Regions from separate parts of the Mus musculus genome. Here region 2 is linked to region 1. A link is a loop called in an ENCODE intact Hi-C map of the cell type or tissue named here. Cell type or tissue: gastrocnemius. All regions are shown on one strand. Links, peaks and the distances in the headings refer to the core of each region. The heading gives the core; the rest is flanking DNA. Region 1 overlaps Plcl2 (phospholipase C-like 2). Region 2 has its middle 16 kb from the start of Gm31015.

Region 1 (2,918 bases), core at 117-2,616:
CAGCAGCACAACAGACCTTGAAAAAGCCCTGAAGCAGAAGTGGGCACTGAAGGCTACAGCTTGTGCCGTGAGCTGCTGTGAGGTACTGCAAGAAGGGCACCTGAAATCTCACAGACCAGTCAGATCACAGTAACACACATGGATGCCTAGAGGTTCAAACAGACTCACGGAACCCAGGGAACTGGCAGGGACTTAACACTCAGTTCACCCGGGAACCGTTTTCTGGTTCACCTAGTGTTACTTACAGACAAAACTGCACATAAGGAAGTGTGAAATTTTAAGTTATTTGCAAAATGTTCTTAAACGTATCAATTGGGAACAAATTTGCATTTTCAAATCAAGTACAATCCCAGCACTCAGTACAGAGGGAGAATACTTCTAAAGATTTTTTTTTCTTGCTTGCTTTAATGAAGTGCAATTTTAATCCATTTTCTGTCATATTCAACCTAAGCTTAGTGGTGGTATCACACAAGCCTGCTTCCATAATGCACTCAGTTGTTCTCACACCTTGCGGGAGATGATGTCCAGTGATAAGTCAATATGCAGTGGATTGGGAGTTGTGAGTAGCCCCTGGTCCCAGCCCAGAAAGCTAAGAATTCTCTACCTTTCCAATCTGCTCTAACCTTTTATATCATCCATGGGTGGTTTTCAGGGACTAGAAGAGACTTTCATGGCACAAAAACCTTCATCCAAGCCACGGCACGTCCCGAACCTCTTATGCACTAGATTGCAGCTTGCACAGCAATAACACTCCATTTTATATGGCTGGAATTCCAAAATATAAAAAGCCTCTCTGACCACAGTAACTATTTCTATCACTTATCACTCTAATGTACACCTAAATTCATTCGCATATTTAGAAATCTCATTTACAGATGAAACTTCAAGACAGTTTCTGAACTGACTCTCATAAACAGAAGGTAACATCAAATGCTTTTAATACACATTATAGCACAGGTTCTTTATACTGAAATAATCAACTGAATTCAGTAAAAGTGTTATAAGAATGAATAGTATCATGCAGTCAGAATTATTTTAAAAGCCAGCCAGGATTCTTGCAAGATTCTTGCCAGTTGCAGTGATAGTTTATGAAAGTGGATAGACTAACTGTTTATATTTGTAATTTTTTTTCTGAGAAGCACTTCCAGAGTTAGCCACTAGAAGTCCTTAGTAATACACATTTGCTAGGCAGGAAGGTGGAGAGAAGGAAGCTGGGATAAGGGGAAGAACATAAAGAGGAAACTTGGAGAAAAATTCATTCCTCAAAGAAAAAAACCAAAGAAAATCTCAAAGAAAATCAGTTGGGCAGGGATGGAGATGTAGACAGCAAACCCCACAAGAGTCCCAACAGTGCAGCTTGGAGATCTAAATTCGAATGCACATGGGCCACGAGCACACCCTGCTATACAGAACAGCCTAAGAGAAACAAAGAAGGGCTCAAAAGATCCAGGGCTTCTAACTGTCCCCAAATAAATAGTTATAAAATCGGTGTACTGAGATATTTATTTCACTATAAACTCCTAGATACATTTTAAATTCCTGAGTTTTAAACTTCAGTTCAGTTTTAACCAAAATATTAAAAATAAAAGTGCTTTTTAAAAAAAATGTTATTTTCAAACAGAATTTCCAAAAATGTAAAGAATTTTAGATTTGATTTTGTACTATCTCTAATTCTGCACAATATTATATTCACAAGGGAAACAAAAATGTTGAAATATGAACATTGAAACAGAACTTATATGCTGAAAAGGAACTCCATGCGATTATAAAGCTAACCCCACCCAAGCTATATAATTTCTACCAGCTCAAGAAGTGTTTCTTGTTGTGATTTTCCATATGGAGAGTACCAGGAAAGCAAATTCATGTACATATAAAATGTACCAATTCTCTTAATAGTCCATTTAACGATCAACCTGTTATGTTCAGGTGATCACTCTGGGGAATTGTATGTGTATTCTCACACATTAAACTAGTGCACTGCGGGAAGTGTCTTACAACGTCCTGACCTTACAGATGAAGGCTCAGAAACACCATCCTTTTGCTGGGCCTTTGGTCATGTCAGCCTCTTACCCTCTGCTTTTCTAAACTAACTATAGCACAGTCCAGGCAGCTTGGAACTTAGGTGCACAGTGCACTCAATATCCTCTAGAGCAGGGACAGCACGAAGGGATGTGGCTAAGTGAAGGGGTGTGGCTAAGTGAAGGGGTGTGGCTAAGTGAAGGGGTGTGGCTAAGTGAAGGGGTGTGGCTAAGTGAAGGGGTGTGGCTAAGTGAAGGGATGGGCAGTCTGGGAGCTGAGAGGAACCTTTGACAGGATCTGTGGGCCGCCATGACAGTCCTGTGGGATACAGTCTTTACTGGTTTCTGCCTTGATATGTAACCCAGGCCGGATCCTTCTGTGTCCTTCAGTCTCTGAGCTTTAAGACAGAGAACTTAGAGGTCATACTTTACTTACAGGATAGTGAGGAGAACGGCTCAAACCTGGCCTGACTCAGTCTACAAAAGGAAAGGTGAACCTGAGCTGCTTAAAGACATTTTTTTTTTCCAGAGAGCAAGTTACTTTTTGAGAGTGACAGGAACTTCACTCTTTCCTGTTTATGGGCCATCTAGAGCACTGAATGCTTGTTTAAAGTTATTGTTACTAAATTAATTACATTTCAAAAACTCCATTTCAATTAAACATAGTAGTACTGTTATCATTGCCTATTTATAGCGCGTCTTGTCTCCGAGGAGAGGAAGGTGATTAAGAAACACCTAATTAGTTATAAGTAACCGAACCAGCCTCACTGTCTTTTCATTTGTTTCTCTCAGGTCTGGAGTAACCACACATAGATGTTAGTTAAGAGAGAAAAGTAACTGGAGACTTCCTCACAATGAGAAGCAAGACTTGCAGCACAGTGTCTCACCCACGGTATCCCT
Region 2 (2,918 bases), core at 259-2,758, 190 kb after region 1:
ACTTCAAAGCTATCAATGGGCTAGTGTCTTAGCTAGGGTTCTACTGCTATGAACAGACATCATGACCAAGGCAACTCTTATAAAGGACAACATTTAATTGGGGTTGGCTTACAGGTTCAGAGGTTCAGTCGATTATCATCAAGGAAGGAACATGGAAGTGTCCAGGCAGATGTGGGGTTAGAGGAACTGAGAGATCCACCTCTTGTTCTAAAGGCAACTAGGACAAGACTGGCTTCCAGATAGCTAGGACAGGGTCTTAAAGCCCACACCCACGATGACACACCTACTCCAACAAGGCCACACCTACTCCAACAAGGCCACACCTCCTAATAGTGCCACTCCCTGGACCAAGCATATACGAACCATCACAGGTAGGCTAGGTCTCCTATGAAGTGCTCTTACCACATGAAGAAAATAAACTACTAGACTGTAGCTTATTAGTTGGATGCTGGTCTCCGTTTGTGCATAAGGTTCCAGAGTCAAACTCCCAACACACAACTACAACAAAACACCACTCAGAGACACAAGAATACTGTGAGAGAAATCGGATTAGATGCACTTATTATCTCGATTTTGAGCACAATGATAGTTTCATAAATAACTGCCTATGTTCAGTCTCAAATTGTATATAAGAAATATAAGTTCTTTGTACATCAACTGTGACTCAGTAAAGTTGTTTAAAAAAATACCTCTGCCATTGCAGGAGAATTAAGAACAACAGTTATACTAGCAGTGCTAGGTTGCACACAAGAACCCTTTGAGGCAGGTTGTTAGCGCCTTATTTATTTATTTATTTATTTATTTATTTAAATTAAGAAAGCAAGACAGAGAGGTAAATTGGTGAGCCCCCTTTTCAGGGTGTAGGTTCCATAGCATCTCCTAAAAGAAATCCTCTATGGTAGATAGTTCCTCAGAATATTCTGCTCCTACTTTTCCAGCCCCGTCAAAACACAGCCACTCTGCCAGATTCATGGGCTCCTGGGCCCTCAGTTCCAATTTGCCGTTGCTACTAAATGATATCAAACACTCTAATTCCGTGTGTGTGTGTGTGTGTGTGTGTGTGTGTGTGTGTGTGTGTGTGTGTGTGTGTCTTGCATTCCGAATCTCCACTCGAACCCCTGGACCACTATTCACTCCTTGCAGATGAAGCCTGGAGCTTCATAAGTCACCTAAAGCCATACATTTAGGAAAGACCAGGCTGACATCTGAAGTAGGGTCTGGCATTCCACTGAACTCCTGCCTTAAGCGTCATGCCATACATCTGCATGAATGACTGTGTTCTCCCTTGAGCTAGCACAAAGAAGTGTGCTCTGAACACCTCATCAGGGGTGCAGAAGTGGCAATGATGACAGATGATAGCACAGCAGGGACCCTGCTGACTTCGGAGGTGGTATCAGGCACAACAACCATCACCCCTTCACCAATGAGAAAGCTGGCCAAGCCACTGGCCCAGATGCCTGAGTGGAAATTGCAGCACTGGGAAACAACCCCAGAAAGCCTAGCTCCACAGTCCACATACAGAAGCCTGTCTCCCAATGCATGCTCCTAACCTTGGCCTGCCACACAGCGTATCATTTCGAATGAATTTTAGTGAGAAGAAAATAATCACATCCCTGGAATGGGAATTTAATACATTTGTGCCAGATGGCAGCAACTGATCTGTGACACTCAGTCACATGTCCTGCTCTGAGCATGAGCCGGTCAGAGGGTAAGAGGTTAGTGGCAGCTCCCACAGAGGGCCTGGAAGCAAGCAGTGGGAAGCTGAGTGATACCTTCCTGTCTGGATCCCTGCAGCGTCCACTCTCAGTGCCACAGAGGCCTGTGGAGGTGGCTCTGGACTCTTGGCTGCCCTGGTGTGATCTCTTTAGGATAGAATCCAGAGGTCTGCTGGCTTCCAGCCTGCTGTCAACTTGCTCTCTGGATCAGAAACACTAGTGCCAAGTTTTATGCTGAATTCTGGGAGCATGAACCAGTGAGTCCACAAAGATGGATACACTCCCCGATGACCTACAAATAACTCCACAGTCAGGATGCCCGCTTCCTGGCAACTACCTACAGATTTTGCTATGGCTGTCTTAAGAAATAGAGCATATATGCAGTGAGGAGAACAAGAGGCATGAAGAGAGCCCCCAGCCTAGTGCTTGTTCCAGACCCCCCTACTCAGTGCCTGTCCCACACCCACCCCACTGAATGTTTGTCCCACACCCTCTCCCTACTCATTGCCTGTCCCAGACCCTTCCTCCTGCTTGTCCCATACCCTCTCCCTACTCTGTGCCTGTCCCAGACCCTCCCTCACAGTGCTTGTCCCAGTCCCCATCATGAGGACAAACGCTCACAGCCCTAGCTCTCTCTACTGAGCACAAACACGGCTGATACAGAGGAGCATCTTGTTCTCTCCTTATCAGAGAACTTGTCGGTCGGCCTTTGCTTTAATTGCTCTTCCAACGTCCTGGCAAATGGTCAGAAAGCTCCCTAAGAACATTGGCTACTTGGTCATCCTCGTATGCCCAGGGTTTGCTGCTATGCCTTGCAATGAACCTTGGCTACTTGGTCATCCTCGTAGGCCCAGGGTTTGCTGCTATGCCTTGCAATGAACCTTGGCTACTTGGTCATCCTCGTAGGCCCAGGGTTTGCTGCTATGCCTTGCAATATATTCAAGTATCTGTTGCATGAATGCTTGAGGAAGTACATAAGTTATCGTGTCAGCAGCCTCTTGGATGTTCTGTTTCCAGAAATGTTTTAGTTCTTTTACTGGAACTTTATGACTTGTTTTGGCCAATAAGCCATGGGTGGAAATGACATAATTTATGGTCTAGTGCGTTAGCTGTGGGTACAAGAGCCACAGTTTTCTGGTCCTCTCTCAGGGTTGTTGGTTCTTTTCTAACTGGAGAGTCCCGTCTCAGTCTGCCTCCTATACT

What was found. A loop is a pair of places that touch in the nucleus more often than their neighbours do. Peaks named below come from ENCODE experiments on the same cell type or tissue, not always from the same donor. Only the 100,000 strongest peaks of a DNase experiment are listed, where the experiment ranks them.
Region 2: it touches region 1 in a loop (2.3-fold over the local background); 1 of 42 quality-filtered maps calls a loop at or near these places.

Annotation. Positions count from the first base shown.
Region 1 is chr17:50,627,166-50,630,083 of GRCm38, reverse strand. The region is part of intron 3 of Plcl2 (phospholipase C-like 2); the gene reads right to left. Among named protein-coding and RNA genes, the nearest start is that of Plcl2, 120 kb to the right of the region's middle. In gastrocnemius, for the core only: a CTCF peak has its summit at 1,147; no DNase peak of the experiment used is centred there.
Region 2 is chr17:50,438,471-50,441,388 of GRCm38, reverse strand. No RefSeq gene overlaps it. Among named protein-coding and RNA genes, the nearest start is that of Gm31015, 16 kb to the right of the region's middle. In gastrocnemius, for the core only: no CTCF peak of the experiment used is centred there; DNase peaks (open chromatin) are centred at 1,418 and 1,786; H3K27ac peaks cover 1,404 bases.